3 separate regions of the Homo sapiens genome follow, and all the other regions are linked to region 1. Evidence: chromatin loops called from intact Hi-C (ENCODE). Cell type or tissue: PC-3. All regions are shown on one strand. Links, peaks and the distances in the headings refer to the core of each region. The heading gives the core; the rest is flanking DNA.

Evidence for each region. Peaks named below come from ENCODE experiments on the same cell type or tissue, not always from the same donor. Only the 100,000 strongest peaks of a DNase experiment are listed, where the experiment ranks them.
Region 2: it touches region 1 in a loop (3-fold over the local background); 2 of 110 quality-filtered maps call a loop at or near these places.
Region 3: it touches region 1 in a loop (3-fold over the local background); 6 of 110 quality-filtered maps call a loop at or near these places.

What each region holds. Positions count from the first base shown.
Region 1 is chr2:165,774,376-165,782,945 of GRCh38, reverse strand. All of the region lies in intron 1 of GALNT3 (polypeptide N-acetylgalactosaminyltransferase 3), which reads left to right. Among named protein-coding and RNA genes, the nearest start is that of GALNT3, 16 kb to the left of the region's middle. In PC-3, for the core only: CTCF peaks have their summits at 3,507 and 3,708 (motif pointing right); DNase peaks (open chromatin) are centred at 4,595 and 5,175; H3K4me3 peaks cover 2,027 bases; H3K27ac peaks cover 3,019 bases.
Region 2 is chr2:165,011,770-165,020,007 of GRCh38, reverse strand. No RefSeq gene overlaps it. Among named protein-coding and RNA genes, the nearest start is that of SLC38A11, 60 kb to the right of the region's middle. In PC-3, for the core only: CTCF peaks have their summits at 2,805, 3,004, 4,583 and 4,786 (motif pointing left); a DNase peak (open chromatin) is centred at 4,767.
Region 3 is chr2:165,559,154-165,567,391 of GRCh38, reverse strand. The region is part of intron 3 of CSRNP3 (cysteine and serine rich nuclear protein 3); the gene reads right to left. Among named protein-coding and RNA genes, the nearest start is that of CSRNP3, 94 kb to the right of the region's middle. In PC-3, for the core only: a CTCF peak has its summit at 3,353; no DNase peak of the experiment used is centred there.

The sequences.
Region 1 (8,570 bases), core at 218-8,217:
ACGTAAGCAGTACTATAGCATCCCTTCATCTATATAATAGGAAAATCTCTAGCTCTGGTAGCAAAAAAGTTAACTTTAGTTGCTGCAATCAAGAGTCACAGCATCTCACTCAGTTTTCAGACCTAAGTCAATTCACACTCCCAGAGCTTTTCCCCAAAGGGACCTGTAGCCATTTACCAGAGACTATGCTTTGGGGAAAAGGAAATAATCAGACCTTTCATACTAATTCCTAGGGGGACCCAAAAATACTGTGGCCAACTGTTCAAAGTGGAGACTTAAAAGTGCTCAGGTAACAAATGGAGTCTTAGCTCCAGTTGTACTCATAGTGGGTCCAGGGGGTCAGCAGATCTAGCCTGTGCTTATTTCCCCAGTTCTTTAATGAATAATTGGAATAGACATACTGGGTAACTGGCAGAATCTCTATATTGACTCTCTAAACCAAGCTTGTTTAACCTGTGGCCCATGGGCCACATGCGACCCTGGATGGCTTTGAATGTGGCCCAACGCAAATTTGTAAACTGTCTTAAAACATTATGAGATTTTTTTTTTTTTTGTAATTCTTTTTTTTCCCCCAGCTCATCAGCTATCGTGTTAGTGTGTTTTATGTGTGGCCCAAGACAATCCTTCTTCTTCTAATGTGGCCCAGGGAAACCCAAAGATTGGACACCCCTGCTAACCCATAGAGAGAGGACCATGTGATAGGAGAGCTGAGTAGAAGGCTTTAGAATTTCCCCTTTCTTCAAAGATAGTAAATCAGAAGTAATAACATATCCCTGAGGAAACTCTCAAGATTGATGTCACTATCAAAGATTTGAAATAAGACTTGTGATATCTATCACATCCCCACTTAGCTCACTTATTTTGCCTCGGCAGAAGTTAAATGGATCTTAGAGAATGGCTGTAGACTCCCCTAAACTTAATTATTGGGTGACTCCAAATGTAGTTGCTGACCCAGATGTAATATCTTTATCAAACCACATGGCCCCTGGCATTTGGTATGTAGCTATTGACTTAGTTAATATCTTTTTCTGCCAATTTACAAGGACCACCAAAAACAATTTGTTTTTATCTAGCAGAGCCAACAATATGGCTTCACAGTCTTGCCTCAGGGCTAGATCAATTCTTAATCTTAATCATCGTAACATTTCACAAGTCATCACACTGATCCACTACATTGATGATAATATGCTGATTGTCTCTGATGAGAAGAAAGTAGCAAATACTTTAGATATCCTTGTAGAGCATATAAGAATTAGAAGGTGATAAATCAGCCCCACAAAAATTCAGCAAAACTTCTGGGCATTCAGTAGCCACTATGCTCGATAGGCTTTTTTTTTTTTTCTTTTTTGAGAGGGAGTATCATTCTGTTGCCCAGGATGGAACGCAGTGGTGGGATCTGGGGGTCACTGCAACCTCTGCCTCCTGGGCTCAAGCAATGTTCTTACCTCAGCCTCTTGAGTAACTGGGACCATAGGTGAGCTCCACCACACCCGGCTAATTTATGTATTTTTTTTGTGGAGATGGGGTTTTGCCATATTACCCAGGCTGGTCTTGCACTCCTGGGCTCAAGCAATTCGCCTACCTCAGTAGTGCTGTAATTACAGGCATGAGCCACTGCACCCAGCCTCAATAGTCATTTTTGAATTTGGGGGCAACATTTACAACATTTGAATATGCTACCTCAACCTGTTTACAGAGTAACTCATAAGGCTGCCAGTTTTTAATGATGATCAAAGTAGAAGAAGGCTCTGCAGCAAGCCCAGCAGTACAGGCTATGCTACCACTTCAGCTTTATGATCTAGCAAACTCAACGACTCTCTTGGTATCTGTGCCAAAGAGGAATGCTCTATGGAGCCTCTGGAAAGTGCCAATAGCAGAATCACAATACAGACATCTAGGGTTTTGAAATAAATATTTTCTTCAGATAACTGTTTACTTTTTGATAAACACCTTCTGACTTGCTACTAGGTAGATATTGAATGCATAATTATGGAGTGTCAGGTTATCATGTGGACCAAGTTTCCCATCATTATCTGGGTAAAATCTGACCTATCTTTCCATAAGGTTAGCGATGTACAACAGCAATATATCATTGAGTGGAAATAGTACATGAGACAGAACTAGAGCAGATCTGGATAGGACAAATAAGTTGCATGAACCAGGGACTCAGACTTCTTTGGTAGCAACTCTAATGGCATTGCCTTGTCTCTTTCAACTCATGCCTGTGGCTTCTTGGCGATTCCCTTAGTCCATTTGTTAGAAGAAAAAACAACAACAACAACAACAACAACAACAACAAAAAAACCCCTCAAACCTGATTTGCAGATGAATCTGAACAAAACACTAGTACTACCCAAGATTAATGACTGTGTAGCACTATAGCCCTACTCGTGAGTAACTGTGAATAATACTGGATAAGGAAAACTTTTCTGTAGGCAGAGATTTGAACAGTAAATATGGTTGTCCACCATGTTGGGAATGAGACATGCCTAGAAATACAGATCTATATTGGTCATCGATGGGTAGTTGTTAATGGTTTTTATGGTCAGAGTTGGAAGGAACAGGATTGGAAGATTGGTGACAAGGTAGTTAGTTTGAGGAAGAGGTATGTGAATGAACCTTTCAAAATGAAAAGACCCTGAAAGAATTTGTATCCCCTCTGAGTGCCCACAAAAGCACATCCATTGCAGAGGAGGCTCTTAATAATCAAGTGGACAAAATGACACATTCTGCATGTCAGTCAGCCTATCTCTCCAGCTGTCTCAGTGGGCCCATAAACAGGAGTCTTGGTGGCAAGACTGGAGCTGTGTATGCATGGGCTCAGCAACATGGCTTCCCCTTTGTAAAGTTGACTGGGATAGCGCTGCTGCTGAGTTCCTAATCTGCAGAATCCAGCATTGAGCCCCTGCGGGGATCAGCCAGCCTCTGGGTGGCAGGTTCATTATACTGGATTTCTTCCTTCATTGAGGGGGCAGAGACTTCTCCTCACTAGAATAGACAAGTATTCTACATATGGATTTGCCCTTCCTTGACATCACCAACATCTGTGGACTCCTAGAATGCTTAAGGGCATGGTGAATACAGAGTAGTAGTTAGTGTAAGAAAGAAGCCATAGATATTCATTATGGCCTCGCAGCCAATTATGTAAGTGAGGATTATTGTAGGTTTGCGTATTTTTTCTTTAAAAATTTTTTTTCAATCAGCTTTCTCAGGTTCAATGCACATTTTTTCTTTGCCTCTTATATCTAGGTTTTTTTTGTATATGTTAACAATTTTCTTCTCTCATTTTCATTTTAAAAATGTTAAATAGAAGCCGTTGGAGATCAACTTTCCAATTTAGGTAACAGAATATTTAGTGGGACTGTGACAGAATTTAAGGAGTAACTCAGAGTCACAGCAATGACTACAATAGCTGTTAGGACTCTATGTCTCTCGTTTTTGAGGAGATAGAACTTCTTCACTTATAAAGAAGGACAGTTAGACTTTGTTAGGTGAAATATAGAATTGTGTTGTTATTGTACAGGAGTTTCAGTGTGTGGGAGAGGGTGCATGTGGAAGCTGAGTAGTGAAAAGTGTAGACTTTGCTGCTTATCAGTTTACTGTCTCTTAGTTCCAAATTTACTGTATTAGCCTGCTCTGTAATAATGGAGCTGGGCCTTGTAAATTTCTTTTTTGCTGGCTCGTACAATGTTAAGCCTTGTCAGTAGAGGGCACTGGAGGGACACTGAAGTGGCTGAGGCTTCTCTTTCTGGTTTCTGTGATGCTCACTGGCTAAGCTCCTTTTGAGCATAGTTTTCCTCCACTGCTCACTCCCCAGTATGATTTTCTCCAGTACTAGGTATCTGCAGAACACAGCTTTTTCTAGAGTTGGTGTTCCCCACACACTGCACTTTCTTTAGAGCTTGATTTAGGCAGCAGTGGTGTACCCTTGAGACACAGACACCATGGACCTGCTCTGTCACCTAAGTCACTGCTCCCCAAACTCTCTCCTCAGATCCACACATGCCAAACTCGGGGCCCCACAAGACTGGGTGTCTAGGGAGCCAGCTGCCCAACCTTTGTCCCAGGCAGCCAGCCCAGAGCCGTTGTTACCTGTGTGGCACATGAAAGTTCACTAAACTCCTGCAGGGGACAACCTCTGTGATTCCAGATTCCCTCAGCAGCCAGCAGTTTTCCTCAGCACCTAGCTAGTTCTAGGGTTCTGTCCCCCGGCTGTGAATGGCCTCTTCTGGAACTTCAGGGGCAGATTTCTGGTAAGTCCCATGAATGAAGTACTTCTATGACTTTTTACCAGGTAGTCAAAGCTAGGGCATCTCCATAGACATCTCTGGATCTCAGCCCTGGTGAGAGGAGAGCCCTTCCTTGAACACTTATTTCAGCCATAGGGGGAGTGGTTGCCCCTTATACTGTATTTACAACTCCTGTATTCTTTAGAATTCTCCTTAACTCCCACTAGGCAATTTCCTGTTACTCCAATCCTCTTTTAATACCAGATTGTATTAAACTTTCTCTGTTCAAATTAGCATGTGGTTTCTATCTCCTTACTAATCCAAAAGCCAACAACTATGTTTACAAGGTAAATAGATGGACAAATGTTTTAAAATGCAGTGCCTCTACCTGGGGGGCAGGGAATACCAGTTACATGAATAATCTCTGGATCCACCTAAATCACTCCTCAGAATTCCTCTACTCTGTAGTATGCCATAAGTAATCAATGCATATCTTTCATATGTAATGTAAAAGTCATTCACAGGTGTAGATGTGGCAGGAAAGAGCATGTGAGCCCCTGAGTTTGTGACTCCCTTGACAGATAATGTAGTATCATAATTACTTGTTTGTGTCAAACTGTCAAGATAGAGTTGGCTAGCTCACAAATCAAGATTCTATCAGCAACCTTTCACATTCAGAGATGACGATGAGGGAGATGTCTACCTGACCAGGGGTAGCTGAGAAGTTGGATGTCTGACCCTGTCCTTCTCAGTATTGAAACCTGTGCCTCACGGTTGCTGATGGTTAACTCTGTCACTGAGCTTTTTGTCTCACAGCCTGCAGATATCTTGGTTCAGAAAGCTGTTCTTAGTTTATAACAATTGCAAGTAGTTTAGTCATCCACTGGTGGCATTGCCCAGCCACCCAGAGTAACTCTACTTTGCCTTTAGCTGAGATCTTTGAGGTATGTCTACTGCTGCCCCCTCTGAGACAGAATGTGGCTGTCTTCATGCAGTTTGCTTTGCATCAGTGTTTGTCTCTTGTCATACATCCACATGCCACTTCCTGCTCAGAAGAAATGCTGCCAAGAATGTAAACATGAACTTAAACATAATCAAAACTAACAAACTACAGCAGCAAAACACCATGAGATTTGACCCACCAATAAATGCAAGCAGAAATGACTTTCTGCCACTCCTCTGTTCCCTAACACTTTAACCAGTAGATGAGGGGCACATAATAAAACTTCTACCCAAGCACTTAAAGGTTTATTATCAGGGCAAGGTCTTTAAATTTTGTTTTTCTTTGTTTTGTTTTGAATTCAATTAGGAAATACAGATGATAGATAATGTGTGGCAAAGATCCAATGAGTTTTATAATAATTCACAATAGTGTACTTTTCTTAATCTATAATCTATATTAGGATATTGGGATGTAATTTTGTTTTTTTTCTGCTTAGTGTGGTTACCCCTAACTCTTTACAGCATGCCTTAACTCAGTAGTAAGGAAGTTTTGTATACCAAATTAGACATCACAGCAATTAAATTCATCAGGAACCAGACTTTAAACTTCTGGAGTTGTAATGGTTTATTGTCACAAACATGGAAACAAGAAGTGAGAGGAACCACTATCTTCTTATTTCATTAAATGTTACTTTCATGTAAAATTATAATGTTCTGCTTTCCACTACTTCAGAAAATTGCTACAGTTGGAATTTTTAGGTTAAATGAACAACTAATATTTCTGCAACCTATGCTTCTTCACCTAGAGGGACAATCATGATGGATCTTACCTTGATATTTTCCCTTCTCAATTTGTGTTTAAACAAGATCCCCAGGTGATTCATAGTCACTTTAAAGTTTGAGAAGCTGTAGTCTAGATAACTGGAAGCTACCACTTGTTAGTTAGATTATTTTAAATTTGTAAGATTTCAGATGGAAGCATATTTTTACCCCTGAGAATAATCCATTGATTTTAACATAGCGAGTGTCACAACCAGTTAAAATTGTGTATATTGCTTTAGCTTTTCACTTTATGAATATTTTTATTAATGACTTTTTGCAATGGCTACATATATACCAGGTTACAGATTAATAACTTTTTAAAACCAGGTCTCTGAATTTCACTCTTAGGAATTCATAAGAATTTAGAATTTAGAAGATCTCTGAATTTTTCTTTTCTTTTTTTTCTTTTTTTTTAGTTTTTAAAAACTATTTCATGATTTTTGACTTCTCTTCCTCTGTGAATCTGATCTTTGGTAATTAGCAAATAGCCATCTTGGATAGGTGTGTTTAAAGGTTTTAGAAAGAGTACAAGAAGAACAAACCCTTTATCTGCTAATCATTTCTAATGTGCAAATATGACATGTTATATCCTGAGTTTGCTGTTGTGCTGATTTTTTTCTTATCAATTCTCAAACTTCTGAGTCCAACTGGAAGTTGACTGTAGGAGAGATTTGTTTTGTTTCACGAGCTGTTTTTACGTAGGGCTTCCAATTTGGCAGGTAGTACTGACAAGGAACATGGCATTATTCCCGGAAAAAGGCATTAAAAATCCTGGTTTCATTTTACTCATTTATTTATTGTGTATCTTTTGGCTTATGTCTTTTATTGTTCAGGTATCAATTTTCCCATTTTTATGATTGGAATAAAATATTTATAAAATTATTTTACAGAAACATAATTTGCAGTAAAACCTCAGTGCCTCATTTATATCAGCGTAAATCCCTGAGTCTTTTTGGAAAACTGTGGGTCATTCTTGCCTTGGATTTTATCGTGTATCTCCATGTCTAAATAACTTCTATTCATTTACATCAAGAATCTATTTTGAAACACCCATCTTTGGCTTATTAGAAATTAGTAATGTGGTTGCCTTTGGACAGATACAACCCTTATCAGATGCTAGTTTTGATTTGCCCAAAATATTGTGATCTAGACAAGTAATTCTTAACCCTTGCTGCTTGTTAGAATTATCTGGAGAGCTTAAAGTAACAACAAAAGCAGAGTATATGCCCTGCCCCCACATCAATTAAATCAGAGGTGAAGCCTAAGGCACTTTATTTTTTTAAGAGCTTTTCACTAATGTATATCCAGAATTGAAGACAGCTGATGGAGATGCTTAGTGTTGAGTGTCATTCAGCATTAATGGAAGCCTAATATTGCACATTAACAGCAAAGTACAGAAAAGTCATAATGAAAATCCCATCAATGTTGGAATCTTTAAGTGATCAGGGTTGATAAGAGAAGATTAATCCCTTCAGAAATAGTCTGAAAAGATCAAAACATCATCTTCCTACTTCTAGGCTCTGCCTCTGTAAGGTTCTCAACCTCTTAATCTTCCATTTTAAGATCTACAATCTTATTTTCAATCTTTATTACTGAAATGGTGCTTTGAAAAGTTTTTAAAAATCATTTATTTGTAAAATATTACCCAATGATAGGAAGCTATTTGTAGTTTTTATGGTTTTTCCTCAGTTTTTTTTCTTATCGCCTTTTATTTAGGATATCAGTTCTTGACTCTTAAACATTTTATTTTAGATAATTTCAGTTAAAAGCTCAGGATTTTACATTGAACTTGAGTTTGAACAGAGTTAGAAAAATGCTGGTCTTAAACTGAACTGGCATGGCCAAGCCACTTAATCTCTTTGACTCTCCCTGTCTGTCAGTAAAATTGGAATTACAAAGGCTAGGCGCAGTAGCTCATGGCTGTAATCCCAGCACGTTGGGAGGCTGAGACAGGAGGATCCCTTGAGTTTGGGAGTTCAAGATCAGCCTGGCTGGGCAGCATAGTGAGACCTCATCTCTACAAAAAAAAAAAAAAAAAAAAAAGAGAGAAGAAGAAGAATACTTCACAATATTGCTGGGAGAATGAGAACTTATGTATTAAATGTTATTTAATACCAGAGACCTAGTCAACATTTAACACAAGTTAAGTTTTGTTTTTGTTGTTGTTTCTGATGAAATCTTGGTCCTCTTTCTTCCTTTTTCCAGTCAATAAATTTTTCTGGGTGCCTACTATGTTATCAACATTGTGGTAAGGGCCAGAAAAACAGCCATGAATAAGATGCTATCCATGTCTCTCATGAGCTTTCCTTGACTCCTTTATCAGAAGCATCCCAAACTAAAACCTACTAATTGAATGGGTCTTTACATAGATACACATGCACTCACAATGATAGGATTACTGTCATTCTGATGAACAATTCCTCTAGTTTATGATTTATTCTAAAAAGAACTATCTTCTATCTGCGTCATTAATTCTATCCTTCTTTTCAATTCCCACCCTATCCACAAGTATGATTTCTGACATAAAATGTTTTGGGAAAACTATCACTACTGTAGAAGAATCTAGTTCTGTCATAT
Region 2 (8,238 bases), core at 239-8,238, 760 kb after region 1:
ACCTGGTTAATTTTTTTTTTTTTTTTTTTTTTTTTTTTTGGCGACAGAGTCTCGCTCTGTCGCCCAGGCTGGAGTGCAGTGGCATGATCTTGGCTCACTACGTGATCCTCCTGGGCTCAAGTGATATTTTCACCTCAGTCTCCCAAACTGCTGGGACTATAGGCGTGAGCCACTGCACCTGGCCTATTTTGGATATTTGTCCCCTCTAAATCTCATGTTGAAATGTAATCTCCAATGTTGGAGGTGAGGCCTAGTGGGAGGTGTTTCGATCCTGGGGGTGGAACCCTCATAAATGGTGTGGTGCCCTGCCCACATTAATGAGTGAGTTCTCCTCTATTACTTCACACAAGAGCTGGCCATTTAAAAGTGTGGCACTCCTCTTCTCTCTCTCTTGCTCCCTCTCTTGCCATGTGACATGCCTGCTCCACTTCGCCTTCCACCATGACTGGAAGCTTCCTGAGACCTTATCAGAAGCAGATGCTGGTGCCATGCTTCTTGTACAGTCTGAAGAACCATGAGCCAAAATAAAGCTCTTTGATTTATAAGTTACTCAGCCTCAGATATTCCTTTACAGCAACACAACATGGACTAATAGAAGTGGCAATCATGTGTCAGACCTTCTCCAGAATTAAATTTGAAAAAAAAAAAAAACACATTGTTATAAATTCAGGGATCTACTATGTAAATCATACAATAATAATTAGAACAGAATTTTTAAACTCCATAGTAAGGTATCTGTACATTTCTCAAGTTATTTATACATTCAAGACTTTCAGAATTAAAAAGAGACTGATACAACATGGCTATATGAATTTAGTCACTAGCTTCCAAAAATCTGTGACATTATTACAAGATGAGAAAATAAAAGTGAATTGCCAATTTTGCTGTCTAAATTGACCAACAATTTAAAAGGTTAAAAGATTAAATACACAAAGCTCTTAGTGTCTAAAGGACATTTTGCAGTTCTGAGAAAGATAATTATTCTATATTGGTTTTTGAAAGCTTAGAGTCTAGCAAATTATGTATAGGTTTTTCAGATATATACAAACAGTATGACCTATCTACACTTTGTTTAAAAAAAACTATATTCATTAAATATTGGCCCTTCTTACTGACCACTCATTATATTTTATCATTATGTAAAATGCAGTAAGAGCAATACGCTAGGTGCCGGACAGAGCTGCAGATCCAAAGTAATTTTTTAAATGGAAATTAATTCAGCAGTCTAGGGAAATACTATTACAAGCAATGCCCTGCTGAATCTCATTAAATCAATTTGGAAAGACATATAGTTGGAAAGGTAAAAATAAATCAATAAGATTAAAAAGGAAGTCTATGCTTTACAGAAAAGAGAGAGAAAGAGAGGAGTTATATTATCTGGTTGTTAAGTGACAGGATTTAAGTAGGACTGATTTGTCTCCCTTATAGGGAAAAGCAGTTTTCAGGACTAGAGCAAAATACTGTTTGCACATGGCCCAGTTTGTACAAACTGCATTTCCCTCGGCAAGACTTCACTCCATCTTTAAAAATGGAGATGAGCTTCCACCAGAGGAGCTATTGCCTAGCAACAAGATGCTAAGAAGGCGAAGGCGAGCTGAGTCCTCTCTATAAAGAGCTCCCTCTCCCTCTCTCTACCACACTGCAATGATTTCCAGTGCAGACTGATGCCCTTGAGGGAGTCACCTTAACGACCAGAAAGCTATAGGAAAAGAATTTTGCTAAGATCACGATAAAGTCTAAGCTTCTTTTGTTTTTCAGCAGACATTCGATGCTCACTCCTCTCTGTGCTTAGCCCTACACAAAGCATTTTCACAAACGTGTTTTTATTTCCTTTAAGCCCCTAGCTGTCACCAGTATTGAGTCATATGACTGACTAGCTGACTAGCTATAGACCTAAGATCTATCTGGTCTTACCTGAGATTGTCAAATGTTTGCTGAGAAGCACTGATGTCCATCATCTTTGCTATTGCCTCAAATGTTAAACTCCTACCCCTACGCTAAAATAGGCAGGGTGGCAAATCCTCTTTTAACCTCTTTTTCACAGTTTGAATAGTTCTCTGCTCCTCCTATTCCCCACTCCCACCATCTTGATAAAGATTCTAAGTATTTATTGTTTGTTTTTTAACGGGCTTCTACTAAGCACATAGTACTAAGTACTAGAGACAAAATTAGGAACAAGACATAGTTCCCATAGGAGCCTACAGAGGACCATAGGAGTAAACAGGAGAAGCACAGAATGGCCAAGAAAATCGAGAAGCAGTGGAGAAGGCTGCCCAGAGATGGCACCTGTACCCTGAGACCTGCAGTACCCACAGAAGTCAGTCTTGCAAAAGGATGGGCGTGGCTGGAAAGTGGCCTGGGATGATGGTAGGGAAAATAACATTCTGGGCAGAGAGAACAAAGGCAGTGCTAAGTGACAGGGAGCCTGAAGCCTAGGGAATATGTTACTTTCTATGCTGTAATTCAATAGTAATAATTTTTTCACAATATCCAAATTGACTCACTACCTTTTTATTGCCACCTAGGATACAGCCAAAGACCGTTCACAAATATGATACAAAAGCTATTGTTATTTCATCAGTGTTTTATTCAAACTGCATTTAATCAAAATGTGCTTCCGTATGTTTCAAAATGGCATCAGGGCTTGGACTACGCTCAAAACAATAATTCTTAAGTATATAGGACAATATAATAACGTGATTACTAAACAAATCTGTTGTCAAATTGTAACGACCGAAGAAAAATTAGAAAACGTATTCTGGGCAAACCAGATACAACTCTTGCAAAAGTCTGTATTCACATGTTCTTACCTATTTTTAGATACAGGTCTGATTCTTTTTTTAAAAGAACAGAGTAGGCAAATCAATAGACTAGGATTGTTTAAGGAGATACAAACAACGTGTGATTTAATTTTTGAAGAGGTGTTCTGAAAACACTACGCCCAAAATTTGAGCTTCGGGCTCTTCTGATTTGCTATTCAGGGGCTTCTACGCTGCCTCTCTGCTGCCCTCACGTGAAATGACAGTGTGTAGCAGCGCAGAAAATACCTTAAAAACAAACTCAGGACGACCTCAACGTAGAACTATGAAAAGGGAGAGATGGCGTGATGAGCACAAGCCTTTCTCACAGATTCCAGGAATCTGGATTTGTTGTGACTCAATCACTGTGCAGATGGGTTTCTACTGAATAATATTTTCAGGACTTGTTTCAAAGACAGGAGAGTTTTTTCAACATCAGAAGAGAGCTCAAAATGTATATTTAGAAAGAGGAAGGATGGAGAAGCAGGATTTAATTGGCTAATTAAGTCTCCAACTTGTACAATTACAGAACAATATTGCTCAGCCAAGAACTAAACCTTGCTACATTTTTTTCACCTTAGAAGTGTTACACCATTCTCTTGCTAGTGGAATGATGCACATCAGGGACTTCATCTAACCTTCCTTGTTTACTGAAGCTAAATATACCTACTTCCTTTAAAAGTAAGCTTAAAAAACCAACTTGTATTTCATACAAAATATAGAAGAAAATTTCCATTTTTGAGCTAACTTTTCCAGACTGCCCTTCAAATATGCCAATCCTTTCTTTTTTAAAAAATTCTTTTCCATGCCTTCGAGATTGTAGTCACTAAGTAGTCTCACAGCTTCATACTCACACTTCTATAGACAATTTGCAAATGGCTTCTCAGCCTCTTATACATTCAACAAACTTTGAATGTCTCCTCACAATTTGAAAATAAAAAGATATTTCCTTCTGTCCTGAAACCTGCTTCCATCCTGATTTTCCTATATTCTCTATAGTCTCATCATTTTTCCAGGCTTACCACTCAAAAGTTATTTTCTAATCTTTTTTTCTCTTTCCTCCATATTCACTTTCCAGCTAGTCAATGCTGGGAACCTTGCCATGAATTTACAATACATTGGAGGTTCCTGGAAAAGTAGAGGCTTAATACAGATTTACAGCATGTGTGACTTGATGGATGAATGCAAAGGAACAGAGAGATATTTCATAAGTAATCATAACTTTGAACAAAGGCTAAGAGGGTAAGTGTGCTATAACAGCGAAATGGAATCTAATTCAGGGCAAGAGTACAAAAAGGATAGGCTTCCATGATGAAGTGATTTTAGACCAATGTCTATAAGACAAGAAATTGGTAACTAATAAAAAGGAAGAGGAAAGCATTCCAGGCAGAGGGAATGGTCTGTTCTAAAATGCTGAGGTAAGAAGGAACTTGACATTATCATAAAACTGCCATATGGGCAGGGAGCATAAAGAATTGGCCAGAGTGGAGTGCTAGACAAAGTTTTTCTTTCCCTTGTTAAAATATTTATAATTTGTTCTGTTTCATTCTTAATTGAATTTGAATGTCTTGTAACAGGAAATACATATACCACAGGCCTCATCATATTCTATAGTTTTATGAGCAGGTGGATCATTCGTTCATGCAAACTGCCTGTTTCCATAAGTATTCAAGGTTAAAATTATGTCTTAGGGTCCAAGTGATGAGATTTTATCCTAACAGCAAAGAAAGCCATGGAAGAGTTTTAACAGGGAAGTGACACATTCTGATTTGAGTTTATAAAATACAGTAAAATTCTTTCCGAACACAGTAGGTGTAGTCCAGAATTTTTCACTACCATTAAATGTAGTGTTTGGTTATGGTGAGGTTAACTAAGTGACCTGGATGAGCCTACAAGAACAACAGGTTGTGAGTTATGGGAGTCCAGAAGAGCTGTCCAAATTCCTGCCAGTCAGGGTCTGCGTGCTGGCTTCAGCCTGGCGCCACCTAGTGGCAACTGTTCATTCCAGGTTAAATATTGGTAGATTGGTAGGGATGATTCTGGGCTCTGTGGCTGGGATTTCCAAGATCATAGTAGCAATACTGGGGATCTCTTGTTTTGTTGGTACTATGTAGGGAAATTGGACTGGAAGAACACTGGTGGAATAGAACTTCCTCATCCATTTCCCAAGACAGAAATTTCTGAAGTTTCCTCAATGGGGCTTGCCTTCCCCTCTTTGCCCCCCTACCCTCAATCTCCCAGCAAAGCATAAGAACTTTAGTTCACTCCTATCTGGAAATGGGAAAAGGATGGGAAATAGCAACTAGTCACAAATCAAATTATATCCAAGTTATCTTAATTACTGGTGGTGTTATGGTCTTTTAAGGTAACAGTGCAGCTGTCATGAAGAACATGGATTGTAGGTGGAAGAGAGGCTGTTTAGTTAGCAAAGCATTAGGAAGCAATCGCAATAGCTCAAATGAGAAATGGAAGTCTTTTTAGACTAAGGTGGTAGCAGCAGAAATGAGTTTAAGATCCAGTTTTAAGATATTTAGGAAGCAAACCCAGCTTCATTCTGTGATTGATTGGAAATTGGGGAATAGAGAAGGAAAGTGTTGAGGAAGATCCGTGATTGCCCAGGTTTCTAACATGAAAAAATAGGCAGGTGGTGGTTTTGTTGGTTGAAATAGTTGAGAGGAAGAAACTTTGAGGAAAAAAATCATGAGCTCAGTTGTTTTGAGCATGTTGCATGTGAAGTCCTATAAGATGTTGTATATTCATTGGTTAAACAAATGGATGTGCATATCTAGAGCTGAAACACAGTGATGTGGCTGGAGATGCAAATTTGTTACCTATGGCTAAAGAGATGGTAGCTAAAGTGGTTATATAAAGATGGATTTGGGGGAAAATAGGGTTGATTAAGAAAAAAAGCATGACTAGGACTCAAGAATGAGGAAAATGAAGAGAACATAGTATTATAGAAGTCAGAAGAAGAAAGTTTCTAAACAGAATGGGTAGCAAACTGTACTGAAAGCCATTCAAAGGTCAGGCAAGTCAGGATAGAACCATCTGACTTATTGATCTGGACAGCATTGGTGACCTTAGCAGGCATAGTTGTGTGGAGGAAGTGAAAGTAAAAACCAGAACAGAGTAATTTTCTGATTTATTTAAAAAACCATCATTCTCAGCAAACTAACACAAGAAGAGAAAACCAAACACTGCATGTTCTCACTCATAAGTGGGAGTTGAACAGTGAGAACACATGGACACAGGAAGGGGAACATCACACACTGGGGCCTGTCAGGGGGTGGGGGGGTTAGGGGAGGGATAGCATTAGGAGAAGTAATACCTAATGCAGATGACAGGTTGATGGATGCAGCAAACCACCATGGCACATGTATACCTATGTAACAAGCCTGCACATTCTGCACATGTATCCCAGAACCTAAAGTATAATTAAAAAAAGGTAAAAAAAATCATGAAATGCAAAATGTTTGATTGTATATAACTGAAGAGCTGTAAGCAGCAAGCCTAGATACTTCTTTCAAAAAGCTTAACTTTTGTTTTTAAAATGGCAGAGATTTCAGAATATTTAAAGGGTCCACAATGAGGGAGAAAGTCAGCATAGAGGTTAGAGAAAAGATTCAAAGTGTAATAATATTCTTGAGCAAGTGAGAAAGGATGACATTCAGAACATAGGAGAGATAAGTCTTTGATTGGAGTAGGAAGAGTCTACTATTGCAGTCAGAGGAAAAAAGGGGTACAGATGACCAGAGTCTCAGAGATGCTGTGCTTGGCAGTCCAGAGCATTCCTGTGTGATGGCGTCTATTGATTCTTTACAATGTCTTCATTCCCACTGCCCTGAATATTTTGGGTTTAGACTATTTTCTTCACCTCTTATCTGCTCACCTTCCATCTGGACTCTCTTCCAAATCAAATCAAATCCACAACATTCAGCACAGTTTGATAAATAAAACATCATCAAGAATTAATTTAATAATGTCATATCTCCACTTAAACATCTTCAGTGACTACAGAGAAGGATACTGAAGAAGAAGCACTGAATAATGAGTTAGAAACAGGCCAAAATGGAATATGTGGACTTAGCTGAGGTTTGGAGTCATCTAAATTCCTTCATCTTCTGTTCCTGTTTAGGCAAACTTTTTTTTCTTTATACATCCTTACTTCCCTGAGCTGATGACACGTATGTCATGACATATCATCAATCTTCAAGATTCACTTATTTTCTTATTTCTTTTATAAGTTACACTGATGACTCCTCATACATAGAGAAGTCCTGAACCACCCATTTGGTTCATTTCATGTATTAATTTATATTGGAATTGAATTTCCCATGGCTTTGCCCAAAGCCTTCAAAGACAGTCACCACATTTCTATTGTTTGTTATATATAAGAGAACCTAGAAGAATACCTTTTTTTATTTTTATTTTTTATTTTATTTATTTTTTTTGAGACAGAGTCTCGCTCTCTTGCCGAGGCTGGAGTGCAGTGGCATGAGCTCGGCTCACTGCAAGCTCCGCCTCCCGGGTTCACACCATTCTCCTGCCTCAGCCTCCCGAGTAGCTGGGACTACAGGCGCCCGCCATCACGCCCGGCTAATTTTTTGTATTTTTAGTAGAGACAGGGTTTCACCATGTTAGCCAAGATGGTCTCGATCTCCTGACCTCGTGATCCGCCTGCCTCGGTCTCCCAAAGTGCTGGGATTACAGGCATAAGCCACCACGCCCAGCCAGAAGAGCACCTTTTGTATTACACATGCATAAGAATACATGTAATATTTTGCAATAGTCACAAAGATAGGAAAACAGAAAACAAAACAAGAAGTCTACAAGAAATTACTTCTGCAACATCATTGTTTTAAACCTCACAGCCATATTTCTATAGGAATGTTCAATGCATATTGCCTAATTCACTCCATGCATCTTTTGAGTATGTTTCCTCTTTGAGAGTCAGAAGAATTAAATTGAGTTTAGTCGTAGTTTGGTTCTAATAAATTGTTTGACCTTAGGCAAGTCACTTCCCCTCTGGGCCCCAGGGTTTTCACTTGCACTAGAAGGGGAATTGTCTATGAAACTCTCATTTTTCCTCTAGTTTCTGATTCCATATTTTTTTAATGATTCTGATTGAATAGGCATTTTATATTGTAGAGATGGTTTCCATAGGGTAATGGTCCTAGAATTTAGCATTTTTTTCTTTGCATTGACTATAAAAGTAAAAAAAAAAAAAAAGTGCTGAGTGATGCTTTCATTTTGGCCCTGAGCCATTTTGTCCTTATTGAGGAAATCCTATTTCCACCTTTAGACTATTGGACATGACATGGTGAAACCACAATACTCTCAACTCCTTGCTAAGGAGTGATGTTTGATGGTGATTATACAGATAGTCCCACAGTATTACCTAACAGGAAAGAAATCTGCTTTTAGATTAGGCTCTAAGGAA
Region 3 (8,238 bases), core at 239-8,238, 220 kb after region 1:
AAGAAAGTATCCAGATTTTTTCCCCATCCTTAAGTCTCTATCATTACAAAGGCATTAGAAAACAGCATTTATCGAGAGAAAAGAATAAATGAAGCAAACCTTCTCTCAGAGAACACAAAAGATACATTTATTTCTTAGTGACCATAAATGTTGACTGTAATGATTTCTTCTTATGCTGAATTAGATGTCTAACCTGTGACAAAATAAAACATGGAGTAAAATAGCATATGCTAAAGTCAAATATGAACTGAGCAGGTTTAAAAGGAAACAGGACTGATGGTTTTTCCATCAATCCTATTATTGGTTGCACCATAAGTAAAAGGGTTATGACACTGCTTTTGGGGTCAAGGCATAAGAAAAAGAGTTTTCTATATTTTATTTCACCAATACAAATCCACAAATACTTGGCTAATAGAATGAGCATATGTTTATTTGTATCACAGAGATATACAGAAACAACTTTGGCATATTATTCATCTGGGTTCATTTATTGATTTATGCATTAATTCATACATTCATCCATTTTACATTCACTGAGTTCTATACTCTTGGAACCAAGTTCATTGTTCTGATACGTTAGGGAGATGGCAGTCTGCAAGCTAAGTGGCTCTCCATCTAGAGGCAGGGATAGATATAAAGAGACGTTACAGCATAATGAAACGGTTCTATAATTGAAGAATATATAAGAATATACAGCCTGGGCAATGCAATGAGCCCGTCTCCACAAAAAAAAATTTAAAAATTAGTTGGATGTGGTGGTGTGCACAATACTATCTAAAAATAGCTAATAGTTATCAAGAATTTACAAAATCCAAAGGGCTCTGCATGTATTAATTAACTTGTAAAACCATCACAACAAGCCTATGAGGTAGCTACTTTTACTATCTCCATTTTACAGATGAAACCATTGAGGCATCACGAGATAGAGACTGTAATCCAACCCAGGTACTGTGGTTTTAACCCATTATGGCTCTACTGTGACATCTTATCTAAGGTAGTCATGGTGGGCTTTGCAGCAGAGTTGACATGGGAAATAAATCTTCAGGAATGAGTAGGAGTTCTTTTATGGAAAATAAGGGTATTCTAGGCAGAAGGGCTAGAATGTACACAGATATTGAGGCATGACTAATGTATGTGTGAAGGAAACTAAAAATCCCTCTGAAAATGCTAAGATTTTTTTTTATCTCGATAGGATTGTGCATTTGTAATGCTGGAATGTTTGAAACGCATCTTAGAGTCTGTCTGTAGTCATACAAGGTATTTGACTGGTTTGATTACGACTGAGTTTTATTAAATAACTCAGGAGACTCTTAAAAGAATGAATTTGACAGAGGGTTTGGAAGATGGGAGATTCATAGATTTTGTCTATGAACCCAGATAGACGATTCTGTCTGTCACAGTTAACTTTTAAAAGCACAGAATTTCCCTCAGTGGCCCGATTAAAGGTTAAGAAAGAACAAAGAGTGCTTATTTTGTTTACAATAAAAGTTCAAATCTTGAATACCATCAATTGAACTTAATTGTAATGCTCATGTAAGAAAACTATATAAAAGTATTCTGTGCAGATTAAAATCATGCTCCTGATCAGGAAATCCACCTCCATGCTTTCTATTAATCATACAACATGAATAAATACAAGAAATAAATTAGATTTCTCCTTTAGGCAAATGTTTTAATGAGCTTAATTCCATGGCTTGCTATTAATGCTAGTGGCTGGCTTCCTTGATATGAGGCATGCATTTTCTTTCTTGTTCATATAGTCAGCTTCCTATTTAGTATTCATTATTCAGGTCTATTTTTATCAAAGAGCACTATTACATGAAACCATGATCCAAACATATTTGGCTCTGTTTTTTATTTATGGAAGGAAGGGAATTATACAGCCTTCTTACACTGGGGTATGATTGTTATATACACATGTTGTTATAGTACACGTGTTCCTTCATATTAGAAGGTAGTGGCACTTAATTCTCATGGTCTTGCTAAAGGACAGATATTCTTTTCACACCTTTATTAGTTTAGAACATCAACATTTCATTCAAGAAAAGCCCTTAGCCTTGTAAACAAACTAGTAAAAACAAGTTATTTTGATAACAGTCTCAATAAACTCTACTTAGATATTCTAAGACTTTCTTATGTGAATAGCCAAGTATGTGGTATTAAGAACAGAGAGAAGTATAAACACATTTTATTGGAATATTATGGCCCCTGATAACTTTCGCTGACAACCGTGGGTACTACAGCAACCACTACTCTTTGTAGGCCATAGCATGATTTGCATCTTTGCCTCTTTAATTACTGATGATTACCTATGGAACATGCAATTATGATAGCTGAGACAAAATTGAGCGTTATACTGCTACTGTTTCCCAGTCACTCACAGTGAGGTGCTTTAAAGTTGTCTCTATATATTCATTGCATCATATTTATACAATATTTATTTGCCCTAGGAAGCCTATGGCTACATCACTCCAATTTACTATATTCTATGGCCACTGTGGAACCAGGTAGCAACAAGAAGAATGCAGTTTTAAATACAAAAAAATTTTAAGAAACCACATTTATAATAATTAAAGCTTTAAATCACCCAAATACATTTAACAGATATTTATATATAGTAGGATATATACATATTTCCTATATATAGTAGGATATCAGATAGCGATTAAAATCAGTCATTATGATTTTGTAAAAACAATAAGAATGTTTACAAAATAATAATTAGTGAAAAAATTGGCCAGAAATACAAACAAATACGATGACACCTAATAGGTATAGAAAAAGACTAGGGAGAAATATAAAAAATTTAAGGGATTGTGTGCTAGTATAAAACAATATGCACACTGTGATCTCAGTGTTTTAAATATACATGAACATAAAATAATAGGAAAAATGCAATCAAAATTATAAAATCTCTTAGAATTACAAAATAGGTCATTCTAATTTTCTACTTTGGCTTTTTCTATATTTTCCATCTATCTGTTATTAATACAATGCCAAATTTAATATTAGAATTATTATTGTGATGGAATTAGTTGTATTAAAGTTATTTTAATAAGAAGAAAAGCATTTTTTTAACAGAATATTGTTTAAATAATTGCAACTGCTGTTATGTTTAAGCTTTTAGATATCAAGGAAATTGATCTTTGCTACCACTCTCCACCCATAGGCTGAATTTGAAACTTGATACCATACTAGGATCCCTAAAGACTTGATTGCTTTGATTGATGAACAGATTTCTTTGAAAATTTTCTGTAAGAAATCACACACTATGCTGCTCTTCTAAATTTGCTTCCCAGGTACCACAAGGGGGTTCACGTAACTATTTCCATTCTTTCCCTAGGTGGCGATAGACCAAAAGGGGTGATTAGAGGTGGCACATTTAGGTGTCAGGGAGTGACACCACAGAGCCAGCTGCCAAACCCTGCATGATGATAAATTAGTTTACTTGTCTGGGGGGAGCGGGGGAGATTTTATTTTCATGAAAAATTACAAGGGCACTACAGGGATGTGGTACTTGTTTAAGTTGGAGGAAGATCTTCAGAAGCTACAAAAATTTGTAGCTGGGCATTATGTAGTTTCACATGAAATTTAACAGCAGAAACATCAGAGAAGGCCTGTGGCACATGTGTCTAATTGGAAAAATATTAGTGTCTTAATACTATGTCTCTGTTATGCTCAGAGAGTGCCTGGAAGACAAAAGTCTAGCAGCTGAACTCGTGCTTTCTTGCTATCCCAGAGAGACCTGGTGCTGAAGTTTTCTGAACCTAAGCATATTGTCACTGAATTTTGTTATGGTTATTAATTGTGATAAAAGAAAAACTTCAGCCAAATTAAATTTAAAGGAGTTTAATTGAGCAATGAATGATTCGCGAATTGGGCAGCCCCCAGAATCACAGCAAATTCACAGAGACTCCAGTGCAGCCACATGGTGGGATAAGATTTATAGACAAAAAAAGGGAAATGAGGTACAGAAACAGCTGGGTTGGTTACAGGTTGGCGTTTACCTTATTTGAACACAGTTTGAACACTTAGCAGTCTATTAGTGATTGAAGTATGGCCACTGGGTTGCCCAAGACTCAGTTATCGTTACAGGTGCATACTCCTAAGTTAGGTTTTCAATTTTGTCTGACTATTAAGCTAGGTTACAGTCCATCCACTCCTCCACCAGGATTCACATATAGAAGTATGGGGTCCTTCTCAGCCATATTTAGTTTGTTTTAACAATTGTGTACTAAAAGAGAACCAGTCATTACATAGTGTTTCCCAGGCAACAATTTGAGAGGTAGTTTTAATTTGTATTGCCCAATAAATCTTTGGCTACAAATAGGAGAGTCTGGTATAGAAGCACATTTTCAGTCTATAGCACAGCAGTAATGTTCATATCATCCTCTGACTTCTCACACTGTCTTCTCTCCTTCATCAGGTTAACTCTCCCACCCTCTTGAAGGCTCAGCTCTAAAGCGCCCCCTCTTTAGAGCCTCTTCCCATATCCTTTTACATGGAGTGAAAAAACTTGTCCCTTTCACTCTCTTTCATGTCTCTTTATTACTCTACTATAAATTTTATGACACTATGCCTTATTACTGTGTTTGTATTTCTAGAAAGATATTAATAAACTACAATCTCAAGAACAAAGGCCTTGTCTTATTCATATTTATATCTTTAGAGTCCACCACAAACCTTTACCATGAGAAATGCTCAACACTATTGAAAAAGTTTTTGTGAAAGTGCTTTTAGAATATAGACATAAAGTGGACACAAGCTTTGAGACAGCTATCTTTAGAATGTGCTGGTAAGATTCAAATTGCTCAGAGGACAGAATTATTGTTTAACACTTACTTCCAGTTTGTGTTTTTCAAGCTTGTCTAAATGAACCAGATGAAAAGCTGGAGATACTGCATACACTTTTTCTCCCCCAACAACAGGGTTATGAGAATTGGATCAGACAAAATGTTTTGCAATTTTTCCCCAGTTGCAGCTGTTCCACAGCTGGTAACACATTTTCAGCCTTGTTAAAAATTTCTCCTACTGATAAAACTTCTTGGGCCCTTCTCTCAAGCACCAATCATCATTATCATCCCCATTGTCAATGACTTTTCTCCTTTCCCTCTTTTTCTTTCAAATGCAGAAGAGATGTGCTTCAACCTTTCTCCATGTCTGTCCAAGACCAGTTCTGTGATTTTGCACACAGTTATCTAACATAGTCTCTTTGGAGTCACAGGTAGATTTCTTTTAAAATAGGGACACTTGTACATCAGGGGGTGTTCGGGCTTTTCTAATGGCCCTTTGTAAACATTTTTACATTTTGGATCAACACATCAGCAAATACATAATACTACTTCTGTCAACAAAAGCTTTCTGTCAACTCATGGGCATGTGTTAAATAAAAATCGAAGTTAGAATAAAATGTTCATGTGTTAATTAATATTACATATAAAAGGAATTTTCATGTATATTCATTCAGAATTAATTTCACTGGACTTTATTAGTATTTAACATAATAAATACTTATTAAGACATTGATTAATAATGAGAATCCCCTGCCCATCCCAGTTAAACCTACAACAAACAGACCAGAAAGAAAAAGAGCTTACAAAATAGAAATTCCTTACTGGCTTTTTGCCTATCACAACTGTCTATTCTTTCCGTTTAAGAGAAAGAACATACTGTGGGGTAGCAAATATTAAAATTTCAGCTTGTTGTGGAGAATTTCCTAAGACAAAAGAAATTACAATGTGGACTGTATTGCAGCAATTTTGTAAACATTGGCATTAAATTCACTGAAGAGGGAGTAAATGTAATATTTGCAGAGAGAATACAATCCAAATGAGCAGTCCATTTTGGATTCAGTGAATAAATTACCAATGTTAAAATGACTTTTTGTAGAATATCAAGAAACCAGAACAAACAGAAGAATCATTACTGAATTGAAAAAGTAAGAAATTACTCTTGAAGAAGAGAAAAAAAAATCAACCATTCTCATTTTTTGAGCTCAATTTCATATGGTCTTTTAGGGGGTTCGTGTGTCCTAACTTGAATATATTCAACCTTTGATGGACTCGAATTTTCTCCTGAGAAGTTTTAAACATTTGCTTTCATCTTTAGGTAGACATCAAAGGTAGAAGGACCACTTACTTGTAACTTTATCCAGTTTTACTGACGGCAAATGTAAGGCATAAAGATTTCAAGTGGCCACTTTCCTAGTTTAAACTAATGCTCTTTTCAACTCAAGTATTCTGACTTTTTATTATTTAACTGCAGAAAAATTTAAATTTTATTCAAAGGCAGAATTTGACAAGTAGTAGTCCTTACTAACTAATATAAGGAATTAAAGTACTTCCTTTTGTATGTAAGACAGATAGTATTTAAAGGCATGTTTTCTGGCCCTAAATCCACTATGCAAAAGTGGACAGCTATCACTAAATATAAAAGTAATAGCATTTTTTTGCTTCTCAAATGTAAGCTCCACTGAGCCAAATCACATCATGAACACTAGTGAAACAAACAGTTTAAAGCGATTAAAGACATACCACTAAAAGATTAGATCTGCAAGCCAAGTACATAAACGGAAAAAGTCTGGTTTACCATAAGGATCTGCATTTCACATCTGATCGAGCAGTTAACAAAATTATACATAGATATTTTGAGCTTTGCTTTTAGAGAGTACACCTGATTACTGAACTGCTTTGCTTCCTACCTAAAACAGAATGATTTGAATAACTCAAACTCCATTTGGTAGCAAATGCTACAAAACTGCAGTTATGCTTCCTGTGGTTTAGGTGGACTCTATCAGAGTAGATAAGATGGCTGTAGGGAATAGAGAGACTCACTCAGTGGGAACCAGATGGCTTAAGGGCAGAGAGAAAAGATAGTGTAAAGCTTGGGTTAGCTACAGAGTATCACGACAGAAGAGGATGCAGGAAAAGAGAAAGATGAATAAGGATTGTTCATGATAGTTATAAAAGTTGTGGTTGAGGTGATTGCTAGCAAAAGGTAGTAACTAATCAATTCTCTTCCTACACAGGCTAATGACATGGGTAATTTTCAAAACGGCTTTACAAAAGTCACTGAGTAATTTCTTCTGCTTCTAGGGATGGCTATATCTATACTATTTACATTGATATTCCCATTCAATAAACATTTTTAGGAAAGAAGTCCATCATTCCACCATATAACAAGGGGAAAATTTCCAGGTAAAATAATAGAACATTGTGAGCTCCCTAAGGAAAGCAATAGAACCTAATTGTAATCTTTGTCTTTGGATAAGGAGTACAAAATGATCTGTCAGTTTAAGAAAAATATTGGCTCACGTCTGTAATCCCAACACTTTGGGAGGCCAAGGTGGGTGGATCACAAGGTCAGGAGATCGAGACCATCCTGGCTAACTTGGTGAAACCCCGTCTCTACTAAAAATGCAAAAAATTAGTCGGGCTTGGTGGCGGGCGCCTGTAGTCCCAGCTACTCAGGAGGCTGAGACAGGAGAATGGCATGAACCCAGGAGGCAGAGCTTGCAGTGAGCCGAGATCGTGCCACTGCACTCCAGCCTGGGCGACAGAGTGAGACTCCATCTCAAAAAAAAAAAAAAAAAAAAAGAAAGAAAGAAAAATATTACATTCAGAGTAATTTCATAATATGGGACAAATAGAATAGGAAGATACTTAAAGTGCACAATACATTTAATATTTGTTTTTATAGATCTCTTGTCTTAATTGTATTATTTTACATTCTAATGTGTCAAAGCTAAATGGTGACAAATAGAGCTTGATTTTCCTCATTAGCACCACTATTAGTTTCATTACACATCCCTTTTCTTTTACTTGTGAATGACTCTGGGACTCCTTCTATAAAGTCTATTAATAAATTATTTTTTGTTCATTTTTTAAAAAATATCAGTTTCCTAGCATTTATCTTGGTCTAGTGTATTTAAAGTTTTATCAGTTAGAAAGCTAAAAATTAAGATAGTAAAAAGCTTGTTCAACTGAAGACCATATCCTATTTCACTTAGCCTTTATCTATGAGGAGTATTACACCATGTAGAACAAGTGATCTTAAAGGGGACACTTTCAGCAGTAGAGATCAACAGTTGAGAGACTGTATTATTTGTATTTCTCACCTTCACAGACCAAGCTCTTTTTCTAGTACCAGAGAGATTTATTAACAAAAGTGGCAAAGTAGCAATGAACCAAAATTTTGAATATAATGAAAATAGTCAGAAGAAATAAAAACTCCTATATT